Linked DNA regions of Homo sapiens: region 1 is linked to region 2. The links are chromatin contacts, found by Hi-C or POLR2A ChIA-PET in ENCODE. All regions are on one chromosome and are shown on one strand. Each heading gives the region's core, a stretch centred on a gene start or an enhancer-like site at or near the end of the contact. The rest is flanking DNA. Distances are from core to core; before and after follow the strand shown.

The links. Hi-C counts contacts between places; a loop is a spot of excess contacts on that map. ChIA-PET counts read pairs that join two places held with the same protein, here RNA polymerase II (POLR2A). Pooled maps may share reads with other maps.
Region 1: a loop to region 2 is called in a map of B cell, with 2.1 times the contacts of the local background. The contact joins two enhancer-like sites. A Hi-C loop is called at or near these places in 6 of 168 maps with a recorded cell type or tissue (B cell, GM12878, aorta and 3 more), 27 of 37 single-sample maps with no recorded cell type and 15 of 50 pooled maps. POLR2A ChIA-PET finds 5 or more read pairs at or near these places in 5 of 52 experiments (GM12878, OCI-LY7, activated T-cell and 2 more).

The regions. Positions count from the first base shown.
Region 1 is chr5:158,845,443-158,851,097 of GRCh38, forward strand. All of the region lies in intron 6 of EBF1 (EBF transcription factor 1), which reads right to left. Among named protein-coding and RNA genes, the nearest start is that of EBF1, 250 kb to the right of the region's middle. Within about 2 kb of position 3,374, at least 2 of the 41 ENCODE cell types and tissues checked have a DNase peak (open chromatin) inside an H3K27ac peak, as active enhancers do; they include B cell and GM12878, where a contact is called at or near this core.
Region 2 is chr5:158,807,492-158,814,034 of GRCh38, forward strand. The region is part of intron 8 of EBF1 (EBF transcription factor 1); the gene reads right to left. Among named protein-coding and RNA genes, the nearest start is that of EBF1, 290 kb to the right of the region's middle. Within about 2 kb of position 5,025, at least 9 of the 41 ENCODE cell types and tissues checked have a DNase peak (open chromatin) inside an H3K27ac peak, as active enhancers do; they include B cell and GM12878, where a contact is called at or near this core.

The sequences.
Region 1 (5,655 bases), core at 2,124-4,623, 36 kb after region 2:
ATCGGAACCTACTTTAAAGAGTTAAGAGAATTAAATGAGTTAACATATGTGGAGTGTTGAAATAGTACCTGCCATAGAGGAAGTGATAATTATTTTCTTCATCATTTATCCCTGGCAACTGCTCACTGCCTAGCACTCAGAGATGTTGAGATTTTCAGATACAAAAAGTATTCTTCACTCTTTAAATGTTAAGGTCAAGAAAAGAAGCAAAGACCTATGTACCCAATGAGAACTATAGGTTTCATTGAATGACCTACAAAAAGAAAAAAAAAAAAAAGAAGAAGAAATAACCACCAAAGAAAGATAATAATGACTACAGCAGCTTTACCCAAAGGCTAAGACACATAAAGGAAAGGGGTAGTGCCTTAAATCGTGGAGAACTCCAGCCAGTCAGAACTGAAGGGCACACACAGTAAAACTGCCCATTAGGCAACAGCTTGTACATCATTAATTATTATGTAAAGCATTGCAATCAATCTGGGCTGAGCAGGTTGAGTTTTTACCTCCCCCAACCCAAATTCTGAAAAATCACGTTTGGATTTTTGCAGCTGCTCTCATAATGTCCATGCTAGACAGGAAATGCATCAAGGCACACCTAAACTGAGACACAAAACCTACATTTGCAATCTTAAGGCTCCTCGAAAGTTCCTCTTGACTTATGCCTGCAGATGGTTATGTGGCAGATGATCCTTCCCGCAGATATTCAGGACACGGAGACTTGCTCTGGCCCAATGCAGGAAACAGCTGTGTGGAAACAACTGTGGGTTCCCTTCTGTGTGAAGTTCAAGCTGCTCCCACCCCACACACACTGGAGGGTAAACAGCAAAATGCCTCATGATTAAAAGGACCTCTTTGGAAAAGTTGTTTCCATAGACGGCACCATCACCTTTGCTTTGAAAAAGAAATGCAGAACCTCCTGCCTCCATGTCCAAGCCTACTGCCCAGAAATAGCCAAGGAAGTCTTTCTAAGAGTCTAAGGATTATCTCCCAAATTGAAAATATTGAACCAAAAAGCACCTATCCCTACCCAGCCCACCTGAGCTGCCAGGGGCTTTATCCGAAGGTCATCACTACCTCCTGGTAGCCTTCAAAGACACAGAGCTCTGAGAAGAGGTAAACAAGAGTCTCAAGGCCCTGAAAAATGGATCTCCCTTGCAACAGAGCAGGCCAAAACAGTGAGAAGGAGAAAACTCTATTTTCAATGTCAAAGAAAGCGTTTTGGTTCCTAGCACACAGAAGTAGTTGTAGAGTACAGTTCATCCATGTGAAAATCTGATACCCATAAGGCTGCCAAAATCCCAGGATGCCACAAGGGCAGGCTGAGGAGGCTGAACCCATGTAAGGGTAAAGGTTGCTCACTGCCGGGCTGACTTCCTCTCCTTTTCTGATATTAACATGCATTCCTGAGAGAGACCCTCTTTGACTTAAGCACCAATCATTCTGTTTGAGAGGTGGGGTGGGCAGAAAGGGGAGGAATAAGATCCTGGAGGGAATTCTGCACAGATGAAGCAAATTCTCTCCTCTCTCCCTGCAGTGGAGGGTGGAATGGTACCGAGTTGTGGCACTATCTTGGGGATCCCAGGGGGAGAGCATGTGGCTGCCCCTATTCTTGGCCACTGATTTCAAGAAGTTTACCTTTTCCACTGGCCAAGGTCCTTTAGATCTTGGGCATTTCTGGAAAGTGTTCTCAGCCTGAAGGGATGAACATGATCAACCTGAAAAGCATTCATTACCTCAGAGCTCAGAGTATGCCCTTGAGGGAAGGGCATCATTAGTGGCAAGAATTTAAAAAAACAAAATGGTTTTGTCATAGCACAGCAGCCAATGAAAGAATTTAAAAATAGTTTTAAGGAAAAGGACGCACTCCACGTAGGTCTCCTCATACTAGAAGTCAAATCTGAAAGGCAGGAAAAAGTCTTGAGACAGTGAATAGGTAGAGGACAGGACAACTAACCAGTTGCCAATGGGGAAAGAAAAAATTACAATTTCTTAGAAATGACACAGAGAAGGGAGGTTAGAGCAAGGGGGCTGTAGCTTAACACTGACTTCTGGCTATCTGGCCCAACTTACTCCCCTAGCAATGTCTGACTGGAAATTTAAGAGAGAAAGAATTCTAAGTTCATGTGTGGTAGAGAAGATGTTTATCCTCACGGATGTTCTTTTACACAGATTACTCAAATGCCAAGTGTTTCTTGCCAAAACATATTAAGGTGCAAACTCTGGCCCTGGGCGAATATTTGAAGTCATCCTAATGATTTGAAATGTGGCAGAAATGAGGCAGATCACAAAACCAAGTGTCCGTCTGTCCTTCTTGGAACTGGGGACAGACTGAGGACACATTTGTTTTAAACTGTTTCCATTACAAGGAACCAAATTTCTACTGGGAATCATGGCCACAGAGTTCCTGCAGACCAAGGGACAGGTTTTGAGCAAAGGTATCAGGACTTGCACTTCTGGATTACTGGTGTAAATCTTTCCCCAGGCTGAAAAGGATGCACAGGCAGGTGGCAACTTTGCTTCAGTAACAGCGACCCACCCCACAAAGCCAAGCATAAAAAATGAGGCAGAAGGAGCCTCAGCTCCTCAACTTAGCAGTTACTACAGCAAACACAAGCACTGCACCATGTGTAAGGCCGTGTCCTGAGTGCTTTGCATGTATCAGTTTACTCTGTACAACAGTCCTATGAGATTCTACTTCTTTTCTCATTTTACAGATAATGCTACCAAGAGGTAAGGTAATTTGCCCAAGGTTTCCCATCTAGTAACAAGTGGAGCTGAGATTTGAACATAGGCAGTTTGACTCCAAAGCCCACATCCATTAAACTATATTCTTTACATGTTATATATATATCGTGGGATCATTGACCATTCTGGTTATATTCTTATTATCATCACCAGATTCATTCAAAATTACAACTGAAGCCAGCATAATCATTTCACTAGAAATGCCAACACTTTCACTAGATTATAGCCAATTATAAATTTTAATATTTTTTGAGTTTGCTCCCAACCACTCTCACCCTATTTGTGATCCCTCAAATGCATTTTAACCATAATGAAAGACCAGTGGGTGATCTGGTAACAGAACCAACCCAAATATGGAGAACAGTGGCCAAAACAAAACCAATGTAATCTGGGTCTCTTGGGAAGTGTCAATGAACATCACCATAAGGATTAAATTATACTATATGTAATTATGATAGTCACCAGTCACTACTTTTGTGTGTGTTTCATGCAGACAGAAAGCCAGGGGTTGAAAATGAAAGGCTGTTAATATCTCCTTGTTCAGTACATATGTGTTTAGCATTTTAAAGCAGATTCATTTAGAATCTCACGTTAGAATTTCACTTTTCCCTTCTAAGGACTCAGAGGGTTTCGATATTAACTTCCCCTGTGGAGGTGACAGATGTCAGAGAGAGATCAAGAAGTTCAAGTCCACAGTAACTGAGGCATACAGTTCTGCCTGGATGCTCAACTTATGATTCAAGACTTCAAAAAGTACAAATGTTCGTTGTCACACATTCATTCACTTACTCAACCAACAGACCTTTCCAGAGAGTCCAATATGTAGTGATGCTTCTCATTCAATACCAATTTTACTAAGAGCACCATGATTTTGGTTCAAGTTTTTCTCCAAAAGAAAAGTAAAAAAGAAGACAACTCTTTACATTCAAATTCCCAGGAAAACTTTTGACTCTTAGGATGATAGAGTATTCAAGTAATTGCCAAGGAAGATTGAATACTTTTAAAATATTAATCAGTTGTGGCTGTTCTGGCAGGGGCTAGATCAGTGAATCTTTCAAAGTCCCTAATAATGCCAATAATATGCTCTCCTACTCTTCACTTTTCAGCATTCTTTGCTAAGTCACACCAAGCTACATCCTGTGCCCTGAACATGAAATCTCCTTCCTGCCTTCACCATAGGCTGCCTCCCTGGATCTGAAATGCCTCCCTCACTCCCACACCATCTCAGCTTCCCATCATCCCACTTATCCCTCCAGGTGCGGTATAAATGTACTGAGCTCATGAAACCTTCCCAGATACCCAGAGCTAGAATTAATCCCTGCCACCTACACTCTGTTACAGCACTTGTCACACTTGGTCTTCACTGCAAGGCCTGCAGTTGCTTGTATAATGGTCTGCCCCTGCAAGACACCACGGACTTCTGATAGTGCCTTTCCATTCCTGACAGCTCCTTGCACAGCTGTACATGCAAAGCACTGAATACACAGCTGACTTAAACTACCTGCAAATATTAATGGCAGTTAGCTTTGAATTATAGCACAAAGATTATTTCTTTCTTCTATATTTTCTGACTTTTCTATGAATAGGCACTACTTTAATGAAATAACAAACAACTGCATTGTAAAACTTCAAGTGAATATCATTCAGCACAGAACCTAGGGATGTTGGCCCCATTCTACAAGGAATAAATTAGGAACTAAAGATTACGAGTGGCTTTCTCAAAGTTTCTATGCTCTAAGATTTACCATTTAACTCAAATGTGAACAGTTAAGAGCTATCCATCTCACACTCTGTAAAATGTACATCATTTATTAGTTTCATATTGCATAATTCATACATGAGTATCAACTGGGAAGGCTCCACACCATTGGTGTCCTTAACTTCCTACTTAATATTTTAAACTTTGATGTTGAGAAATTTTTATCTCCAAGTTAAACCTGCCATTGTTTTCCCATCATTCAAGTGTAACCCAAAGGAATAAAAGGCCATATAACTAAAGTCTGTTTAGTTTCTTCTCCAAAATTCTACAGACCATTCTGTTGACTTTTGTTGAAACCCTTAGTTAAAACTCTTAATGATTTACTATTTCTTCATTCAGCCTATTTTCTTAGGTTATCTATTTATTCATTCAGTCTGTCCTTATTCAATAAGTATTTACTAAGCACCTACTTTGCACCAAACAGAAGGCATACAACAGACAACCCAGTCCCTTCCCTTGTGAAAGTTCATTGAAGTACAGTTCTCATGCTGTCTTCATCAGAATTACCTCAGAAACTTGTCCTGGCAGAGAGAAAGTAGGAACTGTATGAAAATTTCTGTACGTACTCTTTCCTGTGGGATGAGTCCACTTGGACCAGAGGGGCATTTGAAGAATTTTGATGCACACTAAAGCTTGAGAATTGATAGCTAGTTGATTCTTAAAATTAATAATACCATACTATGTGATAAGTGAAATGATGGAGCTATATACCAGAAATTGTGAATTGCCTGGGCATCTCATCATGTGCAATTGAAATTCAGCATAAAAACTTAAGTAGGGCCAGGTGTGGTGACTCACGCCTGTAATCTCAGCACTTTGGGAGGCCGAGGCGTGTGGATTGCTTGAGGTCAAGAGTTTGAGACCAGCCTGACCAACATGGTGAAACCCTGTCTCCACTAAAAATTTAAAAATTAGCCAGGCATGGTGGCGGGCACCTGAAATCCCAGCTATTCTGGAGGCTGAGGCAAGAGAATCACTTGAACCTGGGAGGCAGAAGTTGCAGTGAGCTGAGATGGTGCCAGCCTGGGTGACAGAGCGAGACTCCATCTCAAAAAAACAAGTCAAAACACTGCTGAGTAGAAATAAAAATAAAATTTCCCCACCCATCCTCTCTTATCCCAGCACAAGCTGCAGGGAAAGAAAAAGGTTCC
Region 2 (6,543 bases), core at 3,775-6,274:
TGCCAGCAACTAATACATAATTTCTGAAGGTGCCATGCAACCCAAACATAAATATGGCTGAAGGCTGGATTCAGTTCATGATCTACCACTGTGCAACTTATATAAATCCTCAGAGGGCTCAGAGTCATCTTTTACTGATTATTAATTTCTGCAATCATTGAACTAATACTGTCACTGACTTACCAAACAATAAACATAATCATGGCCAATTCTGCTCCTGATCTTTACGTCTTCTCCCAAAACACACGGAAGTCCCCCAGTTGGCCTTTCTTTGCTATGCAGAAGATTTTCTATACGCAGTTTGAGAGATGAGCTCCTGTTCCTGAAGGATTTTTATTGTCATGCAAGACAGCATAGATAGTGACTTTTTAAGAAAACCATGTTTTGAATGTGAGCAGCATTTTGAAACCAACCTTGCCCAACCTTTAATAATGCACAAGTCCTGCTTTGTGCTTTTCGGAATAGTTCTGCTTATATTTCTCTCCACAACCGAGGCTGCCATTGCTAACATATTTCAGTGAACTTTCATTATTCAGAGCCTTATCATTTTGAGCCAGTTTCCTCTCCTCCCTGACACATTTAGTGACACTGCAATCCAGCGTTTGTTACAGCACAGATGTTTCCGTGGTGATGATCTGTGATGTCATAAGCACAGGAATATGTATCATTGACTTTGCCCACATAAGCCATGCAAAGAATGGGAAGTCCACTTTCATCTCAACTCTATGATGTACTGACTCAACTTCCTCAAAAATTACTCTTTGGGGTCTGGGCTGTTCTGTCTGGACATCAAAGAGCAAATACTCGCACTTGCCTGTTTGTGATTCATTTCTACTACATAATTATTAGTTATATGCAAAGTCCAGTCTACCTATCAAAACCCAGATTAACCTTCCTCAAATACCAGCTTTCAAAACTTAGCCAGCGGGATCAAGTCCACCCTCATGAGTCTGGCCCATTCTCCCTTTCTAGCCTCATTTTCAGCCTCAGCAGCAGTTAAGAGCACCAGCTCTGGATTCAGGGGGCCTCAGCTAGCCCACATTTCAGCTTCACCATTTACCAGCTTGGGCAAATTACTTCACTTTTTGAAATCCTCAGTTTCTACCACTTTAATTGAGGACAATAATTATAAGACAGCCCACCTCATAGGATTGTTGTAAGGTTTGAATGAGTTAATCTATGTGAAGAGTTCAGTACAGAGTGGGCAAAAATTGTGAGATGATGACGAAGAGGAGGAGGAAGAAGAGAAGTTGCTGTAGGAGAAGGAGAAGGAAAATAGGGAAGAAGAAAAGAAAGATGGTAATGACCAGCTTCCCAAATCCACTGTCTCCAAACATCCTTTGCATGTTCCCAGCATATTTTTTTATGAAAGATATACCACTTACTTCCATCACCCAAACAGTTACTTGCCAAAAAGATCCATCTTTTGCATGAAGGTGTCTCTTTCTATCCCAGTCTACAAAACACTAACCCTTTAGTGAACTCTTCCTATCTTTCCCATTTATTATTTACTGCACTTTTCCTTGAACTCATCTTGATATATGCATGTGTTTATAGCTGGGCATGTATATACATAGGCAAATCACCCCAACTAGTCAACGCATCCCTTGCAGACAGGGACCTCATTCATTTACAAACTGGGTAGACAGTACTCTGCACTCAACCCATACCTGACAATTAACTAGCATTGTTAAGTTTTTAAAGGGTTTTACCATACATTATCTTAATTATTCTTTATATCAACCTTGAGCAGTAGGCAAACAGACCATGTTCCTCATTCCACTTTACAAATGACATAGCTGAATCTCAGGGATTCAACTGGACTTGAGACTTTGAGAATCCATGTTGATTGATATAGTCAAATGTTTAAAACACCCAAACTACGCTTCAACTTTGGTGTTTATCTGAAATTTCTGTTCAGTTTGGCTAAAATATTCACTTCAATCATACAAATACAGCCAAAGTCCCATAAAATCTTAAGTTGTGCAATTTCTTATCCCCAAGATAGAGGGTGGATATTTATTAACTTTACAGAATATTACTACTCTATTTCCAAGTAAAGTTATTTTCCCCCTAAGACTCAGACCCACATATGAATTACAGTAAAATCTCTCTCCACCTTCTTCTATTTCCAAGTTCAGAAAATGGCATCCTAATATAATAGCACAGGTGCCAATTTAAATACAGGAACATTGAAAATACTGCCAAACTTCCAGGCTTAGAAGCTTTTCTGTTGTTACATGTTGGGCTGCTAAACACACACTGAGTCTGAACATCTAACACAAACGATAGCAACACTATGAGAAACATTTTTAAAGTATCAGGCAGTTCCTTTTAACTTTCATTTTTAATCTGGACATTGTCCATTCCAATGGTCTTCACTATAGAATGTTGCACGTATCATGAAAATAATAACAATTTACTAACAAATAGACTATTCTAAAATAGTACCTTAATAACACTTTCCCCCAACTCTCTTTTTCTTTTAAACAGCAAAGATTGGATTCCACAGGCCTTTAGCTAACCAAATCAAGGAGAGTTTCTAGGATTCTGCCAAAGTTGAAAGGTAGAGGAATATGAGGTTTGACTTTATAGATTTGTTGCACATAATAGTTACTGGAAAAGCACAGCTGGTTTGATGATTCCGCCAGAAGATTTTGGCAAAGAAAGACCAAAGATATATTTTCTTCCTCTATCAAGAAATGATCCAATACATTGGAACTGGCTGGGATATATCCCCCTCACCCACCAGCCCACGGATAATACACCCAACAGCATTTGCCTCAGGCCCAGCACATAGTAGGTGCTCAGTATCTGTTGGCTTCTCCAGCTATGTTCAAAAGAGAAACAGATAAAAAACAATGAAGAATTAAAGATCTCAATTTGTACCAACTACGTTCATTTTAATTATCATTCTTCTAAATAGTAGCCCAAGTACATTGCTCTCTGTTCATATTCAACATTTGCACTATCTTGAAATTTTTATTACTTTGCCCCAAGGACGATGAAAGAAACTGAAGGGTTGAGAAGAGGCCTCAAATCTGACACTGTCTGTGTCCCTGTTCCCTGGGTCCCCTGCTGCATTTCTCCCCAGAACTGTGGATGAAAAATGTGGGTTTGAACAACTGGTATCCTGCTGATTGCAACTGTCAATTAAATAAGCCAGCAACACAGGAGCATATGTTCGCATATAAAATATTGATTAATTTCACAGATTGGGATAAAAATATATTAGTACTTGGGTTCTGCTTTCATGCTTAGCGTTCAGATATGCACTCAGTCCATTCAGATCTATTTCTGCACCCTGTGGGCTCAAGAGTGTTACTTTTGTGTTTCGCTTTTCTTATCTTTCTCTGGTTGCCCATGTTAGTGCTTCTGTTATAACTGACCAGCAGCATACGTTTAAGCAGGATTTTAATTACTAGGTCATCTCCCAGCCGACTTGCCCACGGCAGGCCGGCAGAAAAGCCACAATCCTGCAATCCATGCTTCAGATTTTCTCTTGTGTCCCTCCAGGTAAATCTCTTTTTTTTGAGGATGCTAAAATCATGCTGATGGCATCATATTCATCTGATAACAATGATGACCACCTAATTTCTATAAAGTATCATTTCTGTCCACTGAGTATTTCAAGTTGCAGGGCTGGCACAGGGAGTTTGAGATGGGGTGCCTGATAGTGTGACGTGATACCAGGACTTTTTATCTTAACCCAGAAAAGCACCTTCCCATATATCACTGCACATGCCAACTAACTTACCCTTGGGATTTAGCATAGATCTGGCTTTTCAATTTGCCTTTGAGTAATGTCGTCAATTTGTTTCAATTGAAGCAAGTATTATATTACATGCTCAAATAGCAGGAGAATTTCTCTCCACGTCTGAAGTCCAATGTGGAGGGGAGGTTAGCACTGACTAAACAATAAGAAAAAACAGTGGTGAGGACCCCTGTGTCAACTACTTGGAGATTCAAAAGCTGCAGATAAAAACCTAACTTTGGCCACGACCAAATCCTTAAAGGATGGCCTCAGTTTCCCAAATGTGTTTAGTAAAACTAATAATACTAGTGCCCTCCCATGGCTGTTAAGAGCATTAAAAGAGATCATACAAAGTGCTCAGCACTGAACTTGATGCAGAGAAAGTACTTAACAACCGCTATCGTAACAGTAAGGCCATGATCACCCAAAACACTGCTCTAAATGCTACCATTTTATGGACACTGAGTTCTGTTAGCTCATGATTAAGAAACTGCAATGGAACCACATCTCAAAGTCAAAGAGTAAACAACCTATGGAAATTTTCCAAGTTTAGTTTCTCAAAAATGGATCTCAGACCTAACCTACCTTCCCTATTTGCCCTCCCTACAGCTTCTAATGTTTTATCCCCACGTGGAATTTTGAATATGTGTTCCCCTCTCCTGTTCATTCTCATTGAAAATTTTAAAAGTTTCCCTGATTCTTCAGACTTGGCTGAGTCCCCCAGTTCTAAGCTCTCTTAGGAGTCTGTATTTGTACCTTATAGCACTTAACCATCATTGCAGTTTAAATCATTCCGTGTGCCATTATTTGTCTAATATCGGCACATAAATACTTACACTCATGTGACAGTCTACGTCATAATGCTAACAACTGTCCCTGCCTTATCACCTCTGTAGCCCTATTGTCTGATATAATTGGCAGTCAGTCAATAAACATGTGTTAGTGTTAAATAGATGAATGATTGAATGAATAAGCAAATGAACTAAAGAGGAATCACTGGTGTTATTAAGATGTTAAGGAACTAAACAGAGTAGCTGAAAAGTTAAGAATTCTTCCAAAAGTTATTAACAATTGCCACTACACCCACAATGGGCTTCTTAGGTTGACAACTGGTGGCTACGTGGAGTCCCATTTCCTGGGTCGACCTAGCCCCCATTTCAGCAGCAGGCACTCTATTCTCTTGGGGGTTAAAATTAGCACCAGTAAGCTCCCCCTTTAGTGGGCTCTAATCATGCAAGGACCCAGGTGGATCTTGCTGACAGATGTTAAGGTTAGAAGGAAGGGTAGCAGCCAGATGAGAAAACAGAGCCACCCCCTTCCGGAGGTACCAGGACTTCCTGCCTTTAGACCCGGTGGTTCCTGCCTGCCTGCCCCTCCCCCATGCATCAGTTTCAACACAGTTGCTGCTCTTTCTGTCATCTGAACTCAAATTCTATCTCAGAAATTGATGGGCGATCCTGCCCTTGACAACACAATGTCAGCCTTGCTCAGTGTCCAGCTGGTTCCGTATGTATTATCATAATGCGCTGCCTGGGTGGACCCTGGCTGATTTTCTCTCCTGATGCAAGTCCTCTTTCCAAACTAATTTCTGCTCTCTGACATGCAGACCCTACTTGTTTAAAAATAAAAAAACAGCAGCTTGGGAGTTTTATTTTTTAAAATCCTGTTAGGATATTTAAGTCTATTCTAACAGTAAACTGAGCCTAAAGGACTTTCTTTTAAAAATGATTTGACTCAAAAAAAGAATGTTTCCCAGGGTCCTACACTGTTTCCTGGTGACTTGAAAGAATTATTACTTCCCCCAACCCTTACAGCCCTCTCTAACAGCATTTCCCAAACTTCAGTCCTGATTTTCCTCTATCCCTGTACCACTTACACTATTATTTACTTAATAGTATTTAGCTGCTATGTTTGTTTAGATCAACTTTTTCTTTAACTTTAGTCTTGCCCTAAGCAATAATAGCTGTGAGATCATGATTTTGAAGTTGGAGTTATTGTTTTGTTTACGCATTAACATAAACACACAACCATTAAAAATGTTTAAATGTTTATCCTCCATTTTCTAAAATTATCTCACCTACTGCATGGGAAATAGTGGTCTGAAAGCTCACTGCAAACTATCAAGCCGCTTGTACACAACACCTTCCCAGCTGAAGAAATCCAGGGAGAAGAATGCAGGGTGAGAGCTACCTAAGGCACAATGGCTATGTATGCCACATTTCTATGGCTTTTCCAGGCCTCCTAGAACCAACTGTTAACCTCCTGCAGAGATGGCCAAGGTGGAGGGAAATTGGATCCTTTCACCTGGGCATTTTGGTAGCCACTTTTCCAAGGCTGCAGGTGTGTAGCCCCTCAAGACATAAAAGAACCTCTCACAGAATTAGCTGGGTTCAAAAAACAAATCATCAGAGCTTGAAGGGCTCTTCCAAGACCCACCTTAATTGATGAGGAAACAGAGGCCCAGAGAAATCAAAGTACATACTCAAAGTCATGTAGTAAGGTAGTGGCAGAGCTTGGTTTTAATTTATTTCTGCACATATAACTGAAAATGGTCAAACAAAAATATTTCAAAATCAACCCCTGGCCACTGCTTCTAAATATCTCATCTTAAGAAGGGTTTATGAACAGCACATCAAAGCTTCCACTTGCCCATAAACATCATTTGAAGCCTCTGAAATTCTCAAGTGAGGGGAGCTCCTGTGACAGATAAGTATAGAGACAGCTTGGTTTGAAACAATCAATTAGGCAAATCAATGCAATTGGAATTATGATGCTTTTGTAACCAAATA